4 separate regions of the Homo sapiens genome follow, and all the other regions are linked to region 1. Evidence: chromatin contacts called from ENCODE Hi-C or POLR2A ChIA-PET data. All regions are on one chromosome and are shown on one strand. Each heading gives the region's core, a stretch centred on a gene start or an enhancer-like site at or near the end of the contact. The rest is flanking DNA. Distances are from core to core; before and after follow the strand shown. Region 1 holds the start of LINC02021 (long intergenic non-protein coding RNA 2021). Region 2 holds the start of NPHP3-ACAD11 (NPHP3-ACAD11 readthrough (NMD candidate)). Region 3 holds the start of TPRA1 (transmembrane protein adipocyte associated 1). Region 4 holds the start of ABTB1 (ankyrin repeat and BTB domain containing 1).

Region 1 (4,475 bases), core at 601-3,100:
AGACCCATCCCTGGTTAGGACTTGCTGTGGATTCTCACGTGACTCCATCTCAGGCTACAGGGACTGAGAGGGTGTATGCAACATCTCAGACCCAGAAACCGTTGATTCTGCCTAAAAACACAGCAATAACCACATCTCATCCTCTTGATTTAAATGAAAGGGTATGGGGGAATAAAAGATGAACCTTTTTTTTTCTTTGTCAGATCTTGCGCTCATTTGGTTCTGGTGGGGAACAACAGCTATAAGAGAACAAGTGTATTCAATTAGAATTAATTCCCCCTCTTATTCTCATAGCTGAGCAGGGCTCAAGTGCCTCTCATCTGAAAGAGGTAATAAGATTTAATCTGTCTCCTCATCTACCTTCTGCAAGTATACTTAACAAATTAGCTCTCGGGACTCTTCCAAATGGAGTTTTATGAGGAATTTGCTAAGGTAAACGTTTTAGACTTTGAACACAGTTCAGATTTCAGGGACAGTACTGAAATCTGAACTGTGTTGCTAACTGCCCTGCCTTTCAACTCAAGACACAATAACTTTGAACTAAAATAATTATATTTTTGTTGTTTTCCACTCTGTCCCCACGTCTATATCACCACAACCCCCAATCCCACCCCGCAGGAGCTAACTCCTCCTTCCTGTCCCCGCAAGATCAAAACTCCTCCTGCAAGCCCCGCTAGCTCTGTCTGCTCACCTTCGTGGCAGATATGCTATTGTACTTTTACACTCATTTGTGTGATAAATACTTCAATGTCCACTTCTTCCACGAGCCCCTGAGCCCCTGGAGGGCCTGGACAACACCGAGTTTTTCTCACCGTTACATCTCCGTTGTCAGGCACTTAATAAGTATTTGGTGAACGAATGGCTTGTTTGGTGACACTCCAAAGGCTGGGGGACAGAGGTAAAGCTCCCTCCTTTTGGGCCCCAGACGGGTGGCGCTGATGGAGAGAGGAGGCTAGGATAAGGCCTCCAGGACCGAAGCGCGCACCCGTAAGGCCCCTGCTAAAAAGACCTTCCTGAAGGCGGAGGAACTGCGAGTGCCTACGTTAGCCCAAGGCCTGACCTGACGATCCCAGGGACCCTCGCTCTAACTGGCCCCGCCTCCCGGGCCCCAAACCCGGACTCGGCCCCGCCCGAAGCTCCGGATCCTGGGGCCCGCCCCTGGCCCCGCGTCGGCAGACCGTGGGCTCGCTCCTGGACCTGCCTCAAACCCTCCGCAGGTAACGCCTCCCGAACTTGAGCCACATTCCGATCCCCTCCTCAAACCCCTCCCCGTTTCCCACACCCTGGACCCCTCGCTCCGTCTCGGCCCCGCCCCAAGCCCAGCTAGGTCTGGGCCCCTGAGCCCAGCCCCGACCGGCCTCCCAGTCCCTGGGTCCCTCCCGACACCGGCCCCTCCCTAAGCTCCGCCTCCCAGGGCCCGCCTCCTGAGCGCAGCCCGCAGCCTGGACTCCGCCCCGCCTCCCGGACCCTGGGCCCCTCCCCACGTGGGCCCGTCCTAAGCTCCGCCTCCCAGAGTCCGCGCACCGCCTGGCCATGTGCTAAGACATAGTCAACGCCCCGCCCCGGCCCCGCCTCCTGAGCCCTTCTCTGGGTCTGGCCTTAGCCCCGCCCTAGGACCTGTCTCCTGGGCTCTGCTCCGAGTCCCGCCTCCTGAACCCAATGGCGTTTATCCCCGCCCTAATGCCCGCCTCCAGGACTCTTATCCTGCCCTCACGCAAGGCACCGCCTCCAGGACGCCACCAACCTGGACGCTTCCGAAGCCCAGCTTCCAGGATCGCCCTATCCTGGCCCCGCCCCAGGACCCGCCAACCTGGAATCTACCCAGGACCTGCCCCAACGACGTTAATTCTGGCCCTACCCCAGGCCTCGCTCTCATGACGCTCATCCTGGCCCCACCCCAGGCCCCACCCTCCTAAGCTCATCTTGGCCCCGCCCTAGCGCCCGCCCCCAGGACGCTCCTCCTGACCCTACCCCTAGGCCCCGCCACCTCTCTGCCTCCGCGCACTACCCTGGGCCCGCCCCCTTTTCAGTCCAGGCCCGGCTTCCGCCCGGTCTCCTGGCAACGCTGCGGCCCCGCCCACGTCATGGCGCCTGAGGAGAACGCGGGTACCAAACTCTTGCTGCAGAGTTTCGAGCGCCGCTTCCTAGCGGCGCGCACACTGCGCTCCTTCCCCTGGCAGGTGGGCGGCGGGGCGAGCGGAGAGGCCTGCGGGGCTTGCGGAAGTCCAGGGGCAGACGGGATGGGTCTCCCTGCTGAAACCCCCGGCGCTCCTGCCACGTGAGTTCCTGGGCTCTCCCCGGTCAGGGCCACGAGACCCGGTCCCCGTCCCTGGGGCCTGGCCAGAGTCGCTCTCACCCCTCCTGCCCCGCGAGCTGGCGGCGGAAGCTGGGGGCGTCTCCACAGTCTTGGGGGGCAGACGCGCGCTCGGTGTGGGGTACAGTTCACGATCATTTTCATGACTTTTTAAAGGCAGTAATCGTTCTGGTCACTGGGACACAGCTGCCCTCGCCCATTCTAAAAAGTCAGCACCCTCAGGCCCGCGGGTAACCACCTCCTCCTGAGCACGGTGACCAGGTCAAAGGCTGTCCCTCGGGCCTCAGTGTTCTCATCTGTATGTCGAGCACTGCACAGAATCAGCTCATGCGCTGAGGCTTTCACTCCTGTGATGGAAGAGACAGAGAAGGGGGTGGCCTCTCCTCTCCCTGGGGACCTGCCATTCTCAGCACAGGCGCATGGCAGGCAGCAGCCTCCCTTCTGCCAGCAGAGGGGCTTAATGCACCCTGCTCCATTTGTAATTCATGTGCGGTGAGCTCACTGGGATGAGTCAGTTTGGATATATATTCCTCCCTGGGTCTGCCCCATTTTATGGGGTGTTGCTTAATCATTTGCGTTATTCCATTGACATGAAATATTTAGCACTCAGAGATCATTTCTGGTCAGGAGAAATTTGTGCATTTTTAACCCAAAATAGAAACCTTCATAAAAGCATCATAGGTCTCCATTCAGTATTGACTATAATTGTTCACATGCCCACGCTGAATGCTAACTTGGGCTCACCATCAACACCCACGAGGTGGGTACTATTATTATCACTCACATTTGACCAGAGGGATTGTTTGATTAGGGTGTAGTAGTTGAGAGTTCAGACCCAGGAGACAGCCTGCCTGCTTCAAATCCTGGCCCAACCCCTGGCCCTGTGTGACCTTGGGCAAGTGACTGCATCTCTCTGTGCTGTTGTTTTCTTATTAATAAAATGGTTGATATAATGATACCTACCTCTTAGGGTTGTTGTCAGCGTTGAGTACAAAAGCCTGTGGATCAGTGCCTGGCTCATGGCAAATGCATGTCGGTGTTAGCTAGTGTTTTTATTCAGTCTCAAAATGTTTAATAAATGCCTTCCGTGAGCCAAGCACCATGGATCAGCAGTACCCATGATAGATGAGGCTCTGCTTGCATGGGAGAGCTAGAGAATAAACAAATAAATGAATAAACAAGAAAAGACCAGATGAGAGTGGCTTTAAAGCCAAGAAAACAGGGGAATGGTGAATGGACCAACTGGGAAGAAGAGTCACTAAAGTCGGGGAATCAGGGAAGCCTTCCCCAAAGACGTGGCATTTGAACTGGGGCCTGAGTGGTGAAGCAGCCAGCCATGGGAAGGGTTTGGGGAACAGGATATGCAAAGGCCCTGTGGTGGAAACAAGCCAGCTGTGGTTGAGGAACAACAGCAATGCAGCCAGTGTGGCTGGAGTGGAGTGAGCAGTGTGGGCCAGGGGTGAGGGAGAACAGGCCAGAGAGAGGGATTAGGACCAGGTCTTGTAGGGCCTTTTATGGCATGGAAGGAGCTCTGAAGCAATGAAGTGCCTTGCTGTGTGTCACATACCAGCCGAGACAGTCTGCCTAACTCGGGAGCCAAAGCTTGCTGCTGGACTTGCCACTGTAAGAGGACAATGTAACCCAGGCTGGTATGGGCACATTCTGCATTTCCACTTAAACTCAGATGGCAAGCCCATCAAACCTTGGTGCCATGGCTGCCCTGGTAATTCCTGGCTGACCAGTGCAACCAGGGAGCTGGCCCATGACCCGGGTGGCCGCTAAGTAGCCAGGACTAATGCGGCCAAGAGTCAGCCTTCTTCCTGTGACTCATCCAGGTGCACCCTGCGACATCTGAAGGTCAGGCTTTCAGCCGCTGTGGCTTCCACTTCCAACTGGCTCCGCGTCCCCAGGGAGGGATCACATAGCGCTTTGCCAACACATTCTATTGCGTGTTTTAATGTTCCTGTGAATGCGCCCTTGAGATTTCTCTCTCTCCCGTCCACACGGAGCTTAGAAGCAAAATTAAGAGACTCATCAGATTCTGAGCTGCTGCGGGATATTTTGCAGAAGGTAAGAATTCCAGAGTCCCTGGGACTCATGACCCTGCCTCCTGAATCTCTCCGGAAGACCTGAGAGAAGAACCACAGGTTCTTTAAAAACA
Region 2 (4,475 bases), core at 962-3,461, 2.6 Mb before region 1:
TGGTCCAAGCGGTCAGAGTTCACTCAGGTTCAAAGTGAGGAGTCATATACAGGCTTGCTTCATGGCCATGCAACCCCATGTGCAGTAACGCAGGGCCCAAAACTCAAAAGGGCCCCATACTTGGCTTAATGCTCTGCTGTAGCCATCTTGAAAATATTTATAATTTTTGAATAAGGGGCATTACATATTCATTTTTCACTGGGTCCCACAAATTGTGTAGCTGTCTTAGCTGTCTTTTCTATGGGAGGACTATTAAAAAAAAATGTGGCCATCTTTAGTAAGTTATAAGCCACCTGCCAAATATTTTATTCTCACTATATTTCTGTATTAAAAGTTATTCTTTCAAAATGCAGACTGAAGTACGTGGGTTAAATTCAGCATGAAGAAAAACAGGTTATGAGGTTAGAAATAATGTCTTTTTTTTTTTTTTAAAGACGTAGTCTCGCTCTGTCGCCCAGGCTGGAGTGCAGTGGCGCCATCTCGGCTGCAAGCTTCGCCTCCCAGGTTCACGCCATTCTGCTGCCTCAGCCTCCCGAGTAGCTGGGACTACAGGCGCCTGCCACCACGCCTGGCTAATTTTTTTGTATTTTTAGTAGAGACGGGGTTTCACCGTGTTAGCCAGGAAGAAATAATGTCATTTTTTAGGATTAAGAAATTTGGTCACTTTGGCATTGACCAATAGTAATCTAAGATCAGTACGCAAGTAGGGTGGAGAAATGTGGATTAGAGGCATGTCACTGGATAGAAATGACGTGGGGAAAGGAGAGATGCATGCTTCAGAGCACTCAGTTCCAGACTGTAGAATCTGAATGTACTCCCCAAGCTGTAGGAAGTTAGCATAGTGAGTTTGGTTATTTGTTGGAGAGAATGGGTGATGGCTATTTTATCTTCTTACTCAAGCATAGTTATGGAAGTGTTCAGCTGAGGCCCATTCCAAAGGAGGTACTAAGATGCAAAAATGTTCAAAGGGTTTAGTCAGAAACCTAGTGGATGATCCTTAAACCCCTGATCCACATGGAGAATTCAAAAATTTGAAGTTAGAAATCAGAACGGATTTGAAAAGGTAGAAAGTTCTTAAGGTACTGTGATGGTGGAAATATTTCCCTTTATCTCAGGAGACCACCTGAAGAAATTAGTATATACACTCTGGATTTTGAAGAATGCAAAGGCCTAGTATGACTACTTCCTGAAGAAAATCTAAAGGGTAAGAGAAGAGATGACTAGCCACTTTGATGGAGGGAATGAAGGAGAGACTGGTGTGCGGTCTCCAATGTCCCATGCCGCAATGAGTTAAAAAACTTAACCTTGTCTAAGGATTGTCCCTGGTGGTTTCAGACTGTAAAATCTAAAAGCTCTTTCTTTGCTGGCATTATTCCTTGCTGGTCATTCTATCTACATGCATACTGAGAGAGAGATATCGCGGGAAGCACATAGCAGGCACTCCATAAATTTTTCAGATTTCCCAACTGCTTCCAGAAAGGAGTTTCCGGTCAGGCACGGCGGCAGCGAAAGAAATAGCTGCAGCGTTTGTAGAGCAGCTGGGACCCAGGCCTGTGCTCCCTGTGAGGCACGCCCGCCAGGGAGCCTCGAGCCGGGCGGAGACAACGGAGAGAAGCCCTATGTCGGAGCACCACTCCACCAGCGTTCGGAGCACCCCTCCACCAGCGTCCGGTCCACTGCTGGTCCTGCACAGTCGCCACTCCCCCCATCCTTCCTGCTAGCCCCGCCCTTCTTGCTAGCCCGCCTGGCCCTGTGTGCTTTCTCGACCCACCCCCGTTTGCCCTGCCCCGCCCACATGCCCCGCCCCACTTGCCCGGCCCCTCTTGTTGTCCCGCCTAGCCCTGCTGCCCCGCCCCGTCCCCCTCGCCCATCCCCCCAGTTCCGCTGCCCCGTCCCGTTCCGCTGCCCCGCCCCTCCAGTTGCCCCACCCCCTTCCGCTCTCCCTCCCCGCCCCGTTCCGCTGCCTCGCCTCGTCCGGCTCTCCGGCCCCGCCCCGCCCCGTTCCGCTGCCCCGCCCCGTCCTGCTCCCCCGCCCCGTCCTGCACCCCCGCCCCGCCCAGTTCTGCTGCCCCGCCCCTCCTGTTTCCCCGCCCCATCCCGCTCCCCCGCCTCGCCCCGTTCCGCTGCTCCGCCCCGTCCCGCTGCTCCGCCCAGTCCTGCTCTCCGGCCCCGCTCCATCCCGCTGGCCCGCCCCGTCCCGTTCCGTTCCTCTGCCCCGCCCCGTCCCGTTCCGTTCCTCTGCCCCACCCCGTCCCGTTCCGTTCCGCTGCCCAGTCCTGCTGGTACTCACTAGGTAGTAGCGGCAACGGACGCCATGGGGACCGCCTCGTCGCTCGTGAGCCCCGCGGGCGGGGAAGTGATCGAGGACACGTACGGGGCGGGCGGCGGCGAGGCCTGCGAGATCCCGGTGGAGGTGAAGCCCAAGGCCCGCCTGCTGCGCAACTCGTTCCGCCGAGGCGCGGGGGCGGCAGCAGGGGCCGGGCCCGGGTCGCTGCCCCGCGGGGTGGGCGCGGGCGGGCTGCTGGGGGCCAGCTTCAAGTCCACTGGCTCGTCGGTGCCAGAGCTGGAGTACGCGGCGGCCGAGTACGAGCGGCTCAGGAAGGAGTACGAGATCTTTCGCGTCAGCAAGAACCAGGAGTTGTTGTCCATGGGCCGCCGCGAGGCCAAGCTGGACACGGAGAACAAGCGGCTGCGGGCCGAACTGCAGGTAACGCCGGGCTGGGCCGCGACGCCGGGAGACCCTTGGGAAGCACGGCCGTCCTGCTCCCTCTCCAAACCAAGCGGCTTTGAAAGTTCGGCGGAAACTGCCCATTTTAATTTGAGAGGCCATATTCTCTTCGAGTCTGAAATGATTCCTTAACCCTCCCCTTTTTCTGTCTCTTTTTTTGGAGACAGGGTCTCGCTGCGGTGGCACGATCGCGGCTCACTGCAACCTGGAACTCCTGGGCTCAATGATCCTCCCGCCTCGGCCTCCTAAAGTTCTGGGATTACAGGAGTGAGCCACCGCGCCTGGTCCCCGCTTTTCTATTTCTGGTTTATTCATTGAGGCACCTAGAAGAAATTAGCCGGAAAGTGTCCTGAGGAGGCAAATGCCAATCTCCAGCTCCACTGCCGCCCCCGCGCCCACCCCCTCAGAAGGCTGGTGACATCTGTTGAAGCAACTCAGCAAACTCTTCCTAGGAGTTTCACCCCCCTCCCCACCATAAAAATTTTAAGTGGGTCTCCAAAGTGGGGCTCAAGTGTCGGTTTCTTTGTAAAGTTTCATCGCTCTTGCATTTTAATGGTCTTGACATGAAAATTTCTGGAAGCCTCCTGATCTCACCATGGTTGAAAACCTTCTCTAGATGTAGTCAAATTTCCCTAGTCCATTTGATTAATTTACGCTAAAAGCAATTATTGCATGCCCTCCATGTAGCAGGTCCATTATAATTCAATAAAATAGTATGTAAAGCAGCCGGGCGTGGTGGCTCACGCCTGTAATCCCAACACTTTTCGAGGCCTAGGCGGACGGATCACCTGAGGTCAGGAGTTCGAGATCAGCCTGGCCAACATGGTGAAACCCCGTCTCTACTAAAAATACAAAAATTAGCCGGGCATGGTGGCACGCGCCTGTAATCCCAGCTACTCAGGAGGCTGAGGCAAGAGAATTGCTTGAACCCGGGAGGCGGAGGTTGCAGTGAGCCGAGATTGCACCATTGCACTCCAGCTTGGGTGACAGAGCGAGACTCCGTATCAAAAAAAAAAAAATAGTATAAAGCAAGAGGTTGCTTTTCTGTGAACGAATCTCTAAAACTTTTTGCCCTCAGTTTGGGGCCCCTCTGGTCGTTGTTGTGTCGTTTGTGTACTCTTTACTGTGGGAGAGACTTATAGGCAGCCTAAGAGTTCCCGGAGTCGTTACAGTCGGGGTGAAATAAATACCTCAGACTGATTTTTCTAAAAGAAAAAAAGCCTCCTGTCTTCAAGACTAGACATTCTTCTAGTCAGGTTTTGTTGTTGTTGTTGTTGTTGTTTTTGTTTTTAAACTCCCTCATTAGCTGTTGTGTAATTATTGTCGTTGTCTGGGAAGAAGTCCGTGTAGCAGTTTATCTGTTGTCTTATCAGTTTTCCTACTGGGCAACCTTAATGCACTTGCATGTATAAAATGGACTAGTGCATTTCAAATATCTGATTCAATGTATCCAAGCCACTGCCCAACAGACACCGCACGTTGGAAACAACTGTGAGGTGGGGGTAGAAAAGGCCAAACCAAACAGGGCGGAGTGCAATAAGGGTTGGCAAGTGTCACAGTCACTCATGTCACCAATCCTGATTCCCTGTGAAACATACTGGTTCCTTTCTCACATATCGAGGCATGAAAAAACTTATCCATATTTATTTCATTCATTGTGTCAGACATTTACTGGAGACTTGCAGTGTACCAGGCACTGTGAAGTGCTCAAGGGATGGTGAGATGAATAAGACATAGTGCCAACAGG
Region 3 (4,475 bases), core at 1,351-3,850, 2.5 Mb after region 1:
CAGGGAGCCCAGTTCTGTAGCAGCATCTCCTACTGTCAGCCGTGGCCACCCCTGAGCCTGCTGTAGGGTGATGAAGAACCTGAGAGTCAGATCTGTTTATTAAGCTACTATTCATTTAATGTTGCAGATGCCACGCTCTGTCCTGTGTGTAGTGGATACTGCAGTGAATTAGCCACTGCCTCAGCTCTCAAAGGCAGATACCTTTGGTTATTTCACAAATACAACAAAATCCCACAGAAACTTAGATATGGGGTTCAAAACTCAAGAGAAGAAAATGCAGAATTCTCCAAGTCTCAAAAGGCAGAAAAATAAAAATAGAGGGTTTAAGATTCTTCCTGGGGCCTGAAAGCTTAAGATGAATAACTCCTCCCTTCTCAGGCCCAGTTCCAAGGTGCAAGGCTACTTGTGCCAGCAAGATAGCAGAAGCAGGACAAGAGCTGGCTGGAAGACACCTACCGTGGTGGGAAGACATGTACCCGTGAAGATCGAGAAAGAGTCCATCCGGGTACAACGTAGCAGTTACGTCAGACTAGGACACTTCCTGTTTACAGGAGACTATAAAACCTTTGCCGCGTCCTCACTTGGGGCTGATGCCATTTTAGGCCTCAGCCCACCTGCACCCAGGCGCTCATTAAAACAGCATGTTGCGGCCGGGCGCGGTGGCTCACGCCTGTAATCCCAGCACTTTGGGAGGCCGAGGCGGGTGGATCATGAGGTCAGGAGATCGAGACCATCCTGGCTAACAAGGTGAAACCCCGTCTCTACTAAAAATACAAAAAATTAGCCGGGCGCGGTGGCGGGCGCCTGTAGTCCCAGCTACTCGGGAGGCTGAGGCAGGAGAATGGCGTGAACCCGGGAAGCGGAGCTTGCAGTGAGCCGAGATTGCGCCACTGCAGTCCGCAGTCCGACCTGGGCGACAGAGCGAGACTCCGTCTCAAAAAAAAAAAAAAAAAAAAAAAAAAAAACAGCATGTTGCTCCACACCGCCTCGTGTTGTGTGTCGGCGCGCTCGCAGGGTTCGAACCGATACAAGAACCTTACAGAGGGTAGTTATTAGGCCTGGTCACACATGTCCCATGACTTCTACTTCCTGGCACATGGTAGGGTGGCAGTTTCCTGCCCTCTGGAGGCTAGAAGCGGTGGCCAATTGAATGTGCGTGAGAGTGATGTGTATAACTTTCTGGGAGGAACTTGAGGAGCCACTGGATTCCCCACGGCTCATTGTGGCTGTGGTCATTCGTGATTACGCAGGCCGGCATTGCCCAGCCTCTCTGGCGAATATAGAAGCCTAAACTTAGGTATGCACATTTGGGTGTGGTCCAGGCTGGGAAAGTCCCAGAGGATCACAAGGTGGTTTCTTCCCCAATCTCCCTGTGTTTTTAGGACAGGAGCAAGGAGAAGAATGGGACCCAATCTCATTCCAGCCCAGCGGTGCTGTCGCAAGGTGTGAGTCTTGGGGTGCCTGTAATAACTGAGTGCCTACAATCTGCACGAGGCTCTGAGTCAGCCTCAGGATGCTGCAGGGGACATCCTGCAGCTTGGCTCTCTTGGCTCCATCCTCATGACGCTGGAATTCTATAATAGGGTGGGGAGACTGGACGGGGAGGCAGGTAAATGAAAACAATCAGGTGAGAATTAAGATGCTCGGAAGGAAATGAGACTGGACAGCCGCTCCAGCGAGGGTGTCCACAAAACCCTCTAGAGGACATGATGTGGCAAGGAGCCAGCTCTGCGGGGGAACAGGTGTAGAGCCAGGAGCAGGAACAAGCTTGGAACAGCCGAGGGACAGAAACAGAGACCCGCATGGCTTGAGTATGGTGAATGCAGCATCGATGCCAGGGGATAAGACAGGCGCAATCAGGGAGGGCTTTCCAGAGGAACAGGCGTGAAGAACTGTGGAAGTTAGAGTTGGGGAGAGGCGTCCTGGCTGTGTCGCTTCCTCATTGCGCGGCTTTGGTCAAGTTATTTGACCTCTCCAAGCCTCAGGTGGCCCTGTAAAAGGTGACTATAATGACTGCCTAGCAGGGTTGCTAAGAGGAGTGCCCGAGGCATGGCGGCGCCGCGTGGAGCAGGGCGCTGGGAGGCGGCGGCCCTGCGGCGTGGCGCGGCTGGAGCGCGTGGCGCCGGGGAGGGTCCCCGACACGCCTTCCCCCAAGCTGACCCCAGGTCACCCCTGCAGGGCGCCCGAAGCGCCCGCACGCGAGGGGGCGGTCCCCGGAGGCTCCGCCCCGACGGTCCGGCCGCGGCCCAGGCCGGGAGGTGGAGCGCGGCTGCCGCCAGCTGGTCCACTGACAACTGCTGCCAGCTGGAAGGCGCGTAGGGCGAGAGGTGGCGCGTCCTCAGCTTTCCAGTCTTCGATTCCGCCCGCTTTCCGAGTGAGAAACGCAGGCCTCTCTCTTCCGTGAAGCAGCGTCTTGTCTCTGCACCTCCTCTGTGCTGTCTCTTTAAGAGGTCAGCGGGCTGCTCCGCCTCTTGGGAATTTGATTGGTCTCTCCCACTTTTTTTTTTTTTTCCCCCAGTGATGACTTATTCCTATAGGCTGCTGGAGGTTAGAGGGCGGGCCTGAGTGATAACAGGGACTCTGGGACTCTGGGACTTGTGGGACTGTGGCCGTTTTCGCAATTTGGGCTGGACGAAAAAGACGGTCTTGCTTTCCCGGTCGCCGCTGTCGGGAAGGGCTGCAGGGTGTCCGCGAGACCCGCGGCCCGGCGAGCTGACCCCGCCTCGCCTTTCCTGCCTAGCCCTCATTCCACGGAGCCGGTCGCGCCCGGTCCTTGCGCGACGCTTCCCGGCCCAGGCCGCCTGGTCTGGCGCTGGAGGCCGGAGTCCCGCGGCCTGTGCTGGATCCGCGCACACCCAGTGGCGGCGGATGGGCGGCCGGGGCGGCCGGGGCGGCCGGTCCTGAGCGCGGCCCGGGCTGTCAGGTAAGGAGGGGCCTTCTCCCCGTCTCCTGCCGCAGCTAGAGGGGGAGCCCCGTCCCTCGCCCCGGCGGGAAGCCCAGCCGCCGTTCCCCTCCTTGCTCCGCGAGCGGCCCATTTCCGCTCGGGCGCAGCTCGGACGGCCAAGGCGGCGTTTGGGAGGGAAGGCCCTGGATGTGGGAACCCACGGGAGGGGTGCCGGGCAGTCGGGAGTCGCTCGGGGCGCGGGGGCACGCGAGGCCCGGGAGGGAGCCGCACGTAGCGGCGTCGGGCTCGGCCCCGGCTGGAGGCAGTGCGGGTGGAGATCCGGACCTCGGCGACCCGGTCCGGCGCGGGGTGGCGGCACGGGCTCCAGCCCCACGGTGGCTGCCCGCAGCGGCCGAGGTGCTCCTGAGCCAAGCCTGCCGCCGGTTCGGGGCTTTGCTGCCCCGTGAGGGGGCCATGTCGAAGCCTCCGCTCCCTCTGGACTCGGGGAATGCAGGTGGGGGCTGGCTTTGCCCTCTTCTCTGCAGTGAGGAGGGGCCGCAGGGTCGTCCAGTCCCCAGCGGGGCTTGGCGGTGCTGGAGATTCAGTTGTTCCCGTCATAACAACCTGTTGAGGGCTCGTGTCGTGCCAGGCCTTGTTCTAGGGGACCGAGTCCTGAGCACTCCCGGGATAGAGAGTAGTAAATACCCAGACGCGGCTCGGGCGCTGGAGACAGCTGAGAAGGGAAGGCTTCTCAGAGGAGGTGTCAGGAGAGAGCTGGGGGAGAGCCAGCCCAAAGGCCCTGAGGAACGGACCAGCTCAGCAGGTGGAAGGCAAGCAGGGAGGGCAAGGTGCAGGTCAGATTGGGCCCAGGCCTCCCCATCTTACTGGGGTCTCCGGCTTAGGACAGGGACCACACGCCTGCCAGCCCCAAGGCCGAAGGACAACAGGGGAGAGCAAAGTAACTTACTTGGCCTCTGCCCTATGGAGCCTTCCCCACCTTGTCACCCCTGGGCTCCACCCCTTCTCACCACCCTTAGGCCCTAGGGTTTGTAAGCTCAACAACCCGTCGGTGTGGGAAGCACTGAGGGCCCCTCTCCCCAGGGTTTCCTATCCGGTAGCTGTGGGTGGGGTTTGGTCAATCCTGTTGCACAGATGAGAGAGCAGGGAAAGCTGAGTCCCAGAGAGGAGAGAGAAGGCCTTACCCAGTCGTTCTCAGCGGGTCCTGCATTGCGTGACCATGACCTGAGCCTAGCCAGCATCCTGTCCCTCAACTGGGTGGGAGGGAGGGAGGCAGAGGCCCCTGGAATGTTGTGAGTCTGGGAGACTCCTCCCAGGTGGAAGAAACAGTCTGTCCCAGTTTCCCTGTTCCTGGGAGGCCTGGGGTTGCCCAGGGTGCTCTGCACCGCAGGAATTCCTCCTCTGAGAATCACCCCTGGGCTCCACCCCTTCTCACCACCCCTTCTCACCACCCTTAGGCCCCTATCGTGAGCTGACCAACCCCTCCCACTTCTTTGTCAGTGCTTGGGAGCATCAGTCTAAGAGAACTAAGTAGAGAAGGCTGAGGACTGACCCCTTCTCTGCCTCTCCTCTC
Region 4 (4,475 bases), core at 414-2,913, 2.4 Mb after region 1:
CTCCCTGCTCTCACCATTGGCCAGAAGGTAGAGTACCAGCTCCTCGTGCCCACACAAGCAGGCATAGTACCTGAAGGGAGGAAGGAAGTACAGGAGGCAGTCCTCAGTGCTGAAGGGGTGCACCAACCCCCACCCTCCCCACCCCTCTCTCCAGCACTCACAAGGGGGTGCTGTCCCACTTGTCCCGCACATTCACCTCCACGTCTCGCTGCTCCAGCAGGTACCTGGGCAGGAAGGAGGTCAGAGCCTGGGTCAGGACGGGTTCATGGTCTGAGAAAGAAGGCCCGTGGAAAGGAACGGAGAGAAAACATCCCTTTTGGTATGGGGAAGCCTCCCCCAGGTGAGGGCAGGTGACAGGCAGACCAGAGCAGGAGAGGCACTCAAGGCAAAGTGCAGGCAAGGATGTGGAGGTGGGGTCGAACAGGCAGACACTGTGTGCTATCAGTGCTGGGGGACGATGGGCTACAGGGACAGAAGCCAGAGCCAGTGCCGAGGCTGGACCTTTGGCCTTTCAGCGTTTGGGAGAGGAGGTGATGGAGCCTTCACTCCCACCAGAGCTCTCTACTGCAGGAAGAAGCTGGCCCTGTTAGAAGCAGGGAGCCCGGGAAAAAGCTGCTGCAGGCCTCCTGATGGTGTGGAGGGCACACAATTCTAGGAGGCAGGAGTCGCGGGATACAGCAACTGATGGGATGCGGAAGGTGAGCGAGGGGAGTCGCCAATGCTAATGCAGCCCCACTGAGGCGGGGGCAGCCCAAAGGAGGCCTCCAGGCTGCACCTGGAAGTGCTGTGAACCCACTCAGCGTTGACACTATGCACTAACTCTTGAGTGGCACGGGATGTCAGGGAGCGGCCCAGGGAGGCTACGGGAGTACAGCAGCCCGGCGCCAGCCCAGGGGAGGTGGAAGCAGTCAGTCAGCACCAGGTCAAGGGGGAGGAAGGGCCAAGAAAAAAGGAGGTCAAACGGGATAGTGGAAGCCCAAGGAGGGGAAGGGCCCCAGAACCCAACTGGGCACCCCTTCCCTCCGCGTCCGGCCCATGGAGGGGGCATCTCAGCGCCAGATTCACTTTAGCTGCGTCAGGAGTTTCCGAATCCTCAGGGACCGGAGGCCGATTATGGGCTCTAGGTGTTCCCCGCGCCAGGTCCAGAGAGCACGAGAGAAAGGGGCCACGTCTGGAGTCCCAGGCCTATACCCGCGCCCTGCGCCCGGGGGGTCTGACGTCCGGGCCCTACCAGGGCGAACAGTGGCCCGCCTTCTCTCCGCCCACTTCTGCGCCTTCGGGCCTCCGCTGAGCAGTCCCTTCTTACAGGAAGCCCTCCGGGGGTCAATGGCCATCAGTGTCCCCGCCCCAGCGCGCTTCCGCTGGGGGGCTGCGGCGGGGGTCCGGGTGGTCTGCCCCGCGGGGGCGCTCCGAGGGCTGTGACCCGGCAGAGGCGCCCGCCTCTCCGCGGCCGCCCAGCCGCCCGTCCCAGGGCCCGAGGCGTTCCGAGGGCGGCCACCTCCCGCACCCTCCCCGGGACTGCGAGGTCCTCACCGCACTCGGCCCACATCCCCCTTCCTGCAGCTGGCGAACAGGTCGCTGGTGTCCATGGCGCGGAGGATGGTACCCGAGCCGAACGACCTCGGGCGGCGAAGCCGCGCACCCGGCGGATGTAAACACGCTCAGCCCCGCCCCGCCCCGCTCTGCAGCGGCGTCCGGAGGACCCGCCCGCCCCGGCCTCCCCGCCCCGCGGCCCCGCCCCTGCCCCGGGGTGCCCCGCCCGCCCCGCCCCGCCCCAACCCCGGAAATAAGAATGAGTCAAGAAGGCAGACGCGCTGGGCCCGGCGTGGTCTCCGGGCGGGTTTAATTGAGTCCCGGGGCGCAGGAAGCGCCGCCCGCCGCCCGCGGGGCCGGGGTTCAGGGGCGGGAAAGCGGGGCCAAGGCGGGCTTTGAGGCCTGCCCCTCGGGCGGGAGTGAGGGAGTTGGTCCGAAGCCGCCGTGTGAAGTCGGGGGAAGCGGGAAGGAGCCCGCGCCGAGGGCCAGGCCGCGGGGGCGGCCCGGGTAGGCGCGGGGCTGGTGCGGGCTCCGGGCCGTCCGTTTCGGGGTCCACCTCGCTTGGTCCTGGCGGCCCACTCGGCCTGCGCCTCGGCTGCGCTCACAGGTGCGTGTCCTCCTCGAACACGTCCGAGTCCTCGGGGTCCCGCTTGCCCCCCATGAGCGCCCCCCAGCTCCCCGGGCCGTTGAGGGCCCCGCCGCCGTTCAGGCTGGGGTGCTTCTCCTGCATCTCCGACTGGCTGTCGCTGGCCACGTCCAGCGTGGGGTTGTCGTGGCAGCCGTTCTCCACGAAGCGCAGCTCCTCGCCGTGCGACTGAGGCGGGGTGGGGAGAGGCCATGGGCGAGCGAGCCAGCCCCCGGACAGCGCCAGGCCCGCGGCCGTCTGTGCAACCCCACCCAGGGGGTTCCCGCGGCACCCTCCACAGGTGCCAGATCCTTCTTTTCTGTTGCTGCAGCTCAACTCCTTTCTCAAAATAAACCTACTAGTCGTTGGCACTACAAAGCCCCGTGGCCTCCCTGACGTCATCGATCCCCCAACAGCCCCCTAAGAAGACTCCACTTGCGAGGTGGGCAGGGAGCATCGCTAGGGCTCTGCTCGCTTCCTCCTGGGGAGGCCTCTAGGCTGCTGGAGCCTCTCCTTGATCCTTGGGCACCACCAACGCAGGGCCTGCCTCTGGTGAGGTATTCAGGTGCTCAGGCCCTGCAGTGCCTGCGCCGGAAAGGGGCTGGTGGTGCCAGGGAGGGGCCCCCTGGTGGGGCTAGCAGCCCCCTCACTCCCTGCACCTCTGGCACCTGTCCTGGGGCTGGTGCCCTGCAGAGCAGTCAGCAGTGCTAGGCTGACCAGCTGCTTCACCCACGGGACCCTGTGCGCCCAGGAGAGTCACTGCCTCCCCTTGCAGATGAGGACACCTATCGATGGGCACTCTCCTCTCAACTGGCCCCCAGCCCCACCTGTCCCCACACTCACCACGTGCTTGAGCTTGGGCAGCCGGCGCTGCCAGCAGTTGTAGAGCAGGCCAAGCGCAATGATGATGATGCAGATGGCCCCAATGACCACCAGCACCACGAAGAGCGTGCCGTAGTCGCTGCGCACCTGGCTGGCCCGCGCCTGGCAGCTGCTGGTTGTGGAATAGTTCTGGATGCCAATCTAGGGGTGGGAGGGGCCAGTTTCCTCAGCTGAGGTCCTGGGGTGCCATGGCTCCTCTGGGGTGGTTGCATTGGGCTCGGGTGGGGATGGGGGAGCAGGCTTAGAAGGTGCTGGCACTCCCGGCTCCTGAAGTTCCCTGGCGCCTGGGCTTGCCTCTACCCCATGCCCATCCCGTTTGCCTCAGTACACCTGGAGGCCTCTCCACCCCATGCCCATGTTCCCAGCCTCCTTCACATCCCACCATAGCTTCTGCCCCAGCCGCTGAGTCTGAGCTCACTGTGGCCCTAGGCCTCCAGTGAGAGTGGACCCATGCTGCTGGACACCATCCAACTAGAGAGAGTGCCCACACCTATCCTAACTAGTTAGAGAGACAGGAGATGTGAGCCCCCCACACATCCTCCACCATACAACCGCTTCCACCTCGGTGGGGAGGGGTGGACCAGTCAGCTTCCTGATGCCAGGGCCGGTGCAGGGAGGGATACTGAGGGCATGCAGGCCACATGGGGGGCCACCCCGGCTGCCCAGCTTCCTCCCTTCCCATGGCGTGTTCACTGCTGGCATGTAGCTGCCTGCATCCCTCCACGCTGCAGGTTGTCATGGTCAGTCCTGCCTTCTCTGGCCAAGGAGATCGGCGCCAGGGGCCAGGCAGGTGCTATCTCCACAGATCAGCATCTTAGCAGAGAGAAGCAGGAGGGCGAGCACCACCAGGGGCTCCTCAGGTGAGGGATCAGGGCAGTTCCCAGTGCTGAGGCCTAGGTTGCACCAGGCCCCCTTTCTGAGTTCAGGTTGCAGCTCTTCCCCGGTTTCTGTGAACCACCCGTGTATCTCCAGTACTTTTCTCAATTTTTTGTTATCAAGGGTCAGTTTTTCTTGCTAGATTCACCTGAGTATATTTCCAAAGACCCAGCATGACTTTTGGCCAAGTCAGTGTGAATTAAGTGACCAGTAACGCCAGAATACTCAGGGGCAGCGAAAAGCAGGGGGAGGACTGTATAAAAGGTCAAGGTTAGCCCACACTTCCACCAGCAGCCCCACTGTTCATGGACCCACGATTCCAGAACTGGGAAGGGCCTCAGTGGCCCTCCAGGCAGTAGAGCAGTGTGGTGAAAGGCCCGGGCTCCGGAATCAGGCTTCCTGCAAAGCCTGGCTCTACCGCTTACTGCTGGTGCCATCTCAGACAGGTCACCTAACCTCTCCCGCTTCAGCTCTCATCTTCCATGGGGACACCATTGGTACTCAACAGGTGCCTCACTTAACCCTCACAACCCCATGGGGTGGTGGCGAGGACTGAGGG

What was found. A loop is a pair of places that touch in the nucleus more often than their neighbours do. ChIA-PET counts read pairs that join two places held with the same protein, here RNA polymerase II (POLR2A). Pooled maps may share reads with other maps.
Region 2: a map of natural killer cell shows a loop between it and region 1 (15-fold over the local background). The contact joins the promoter of NPHP3-ACAD11 here to the promoter of LINC02021 in region 1. A Hi-C loop is called at or near these places in 3 of 168 maps with a recorded cell type or tissue (CD4-positive, alpha-beta T cell, CD4-positive, alpha-beta memory T cell and natural killer cell), 8 of 37 single-sample maps with no recorded cell type and 9 of 50 pooled maps. POLR2A ChIA-PET finds 5 or more read pairs at or near these places in 1 of 52 experiments (activated B cell).
Region 3: a map of B cell shows a loop between it and region 1 (12-fold over the local background). The contact joins the promoter of TPRA1 here to the promoter of LINC02021 in region 1. A Hi-C loop is called at or near these places in 2 of 168 maps with a recorded cell type or tissue (B cell and CD4-positive, alpha-beta T cell) and 12 of 50 pooled maps.
Region 4: a loop to region 1 is called in a map of naive thymus-derived CD4-positive, alpha-beta T cell, with 32 times the contacts of the local background. The contact joins the promoter of ABTB1 here to the promoter of LINC02021 in region 1. A Hi-C loop is called at or near these places in 1 of 168 maps with a recorded cell type or tissue (naive thymus-derived CD4-positive, alpha-beta T cell) and 6 of 50 pooled maps. POLR2A ChIA-PET finds 5 or more read pairs at or near these places in 1 of 52 experiments (naive thymus-derived CD4-positive, alpha-beta T cell).

Annotation. Positions count from the first base shown.
Region 1 is chr3:130,109,082-130,113,556 of GRCh38, reverse strand. LINC02021 (long intergenic non-protein coding RNA 2021) reads right to left here and starts at 1,850. Exons shown (of 3, transcript NR_146653.1): 1 at 1,745-1,850; 2 at 813-935. It overlaps LOC124909432 (a long non-coding RNA gene), which reads left to right. Exons shown (of 3, transcript XR_007096083.1): 3 at 1-197. It also overlaps the pseudogene FAM86HP. RefSeq lists silencers at 1,150-1,319, 1,390-1,439 and enhancers at 2,440-2,489, 2,590-2,779.
Region 2 is chr3:132,720,195-132,724,669 of GRCh38, reverse strand. It overlaps NPHP3-ACAD11 (NPHP3-ACAD11 readthrough (NMD candidate)), which reads left to right and starts at 2,211. Exons shown (of 45, transcript NR_037804.1): 1 at 2,211-2,707. It overlaps NPHP3 (nephrocystin 3), which reads left to right and starts at 2,261. Exons shown (of 27, transcript NM_153240.5): 1 at 2,261-2,707. The coding sequence starts at 2,315. NPHP3-AS1 (NPHP3 antisense RNA 1) reads right to left here and starts at 2,920. Exons shown (of 11, transcript NR_002811.2): 1 at 2,291-2,920. RefSeq lists an enhancer at 1,315-1,504 and silencers at 1,745-2,254, 2,355-2,604.
Region 3 is chr3:127,588,858-127,593,332 of GRCh38, reverse strand. It overlaps TPRA1 (transmembrane protein adipocyte associated 1), which reads left to right and starts at 2,600. Exons shown (of 11, transcript NM_001136053.4): 1 at 2,600-2,923. RefSeq lists silencers at 1,948-2,277, 2,778-3,247 and enhancers at 2,981-3,657, 3,658-4,335.
Region 4 is chr3:127,670,140-127,674,614 of GRCh38, reverse strand. It overlaps ABTB1 (ankyrin repeat and BTB domain containing 1), which reads right to left and starts at 1,663. Exons shown (of 12, transcript NM_172027.3): 1 at 1,534-1,663; 2 at 162-224; 3 at 15-70. The coding sequence starts at 1,589. PODXL2 (podocalyxin like 2) reads right to left here. Exons shown (of 8, transcript NM_015720.4): 7 at 3,002-3,181; 8 at 1,813-2,347. The coding sequence ends at 2,135. RefSeq lists silencers at 1,292-1,551, 1,692-2,291, 2,302-2,381.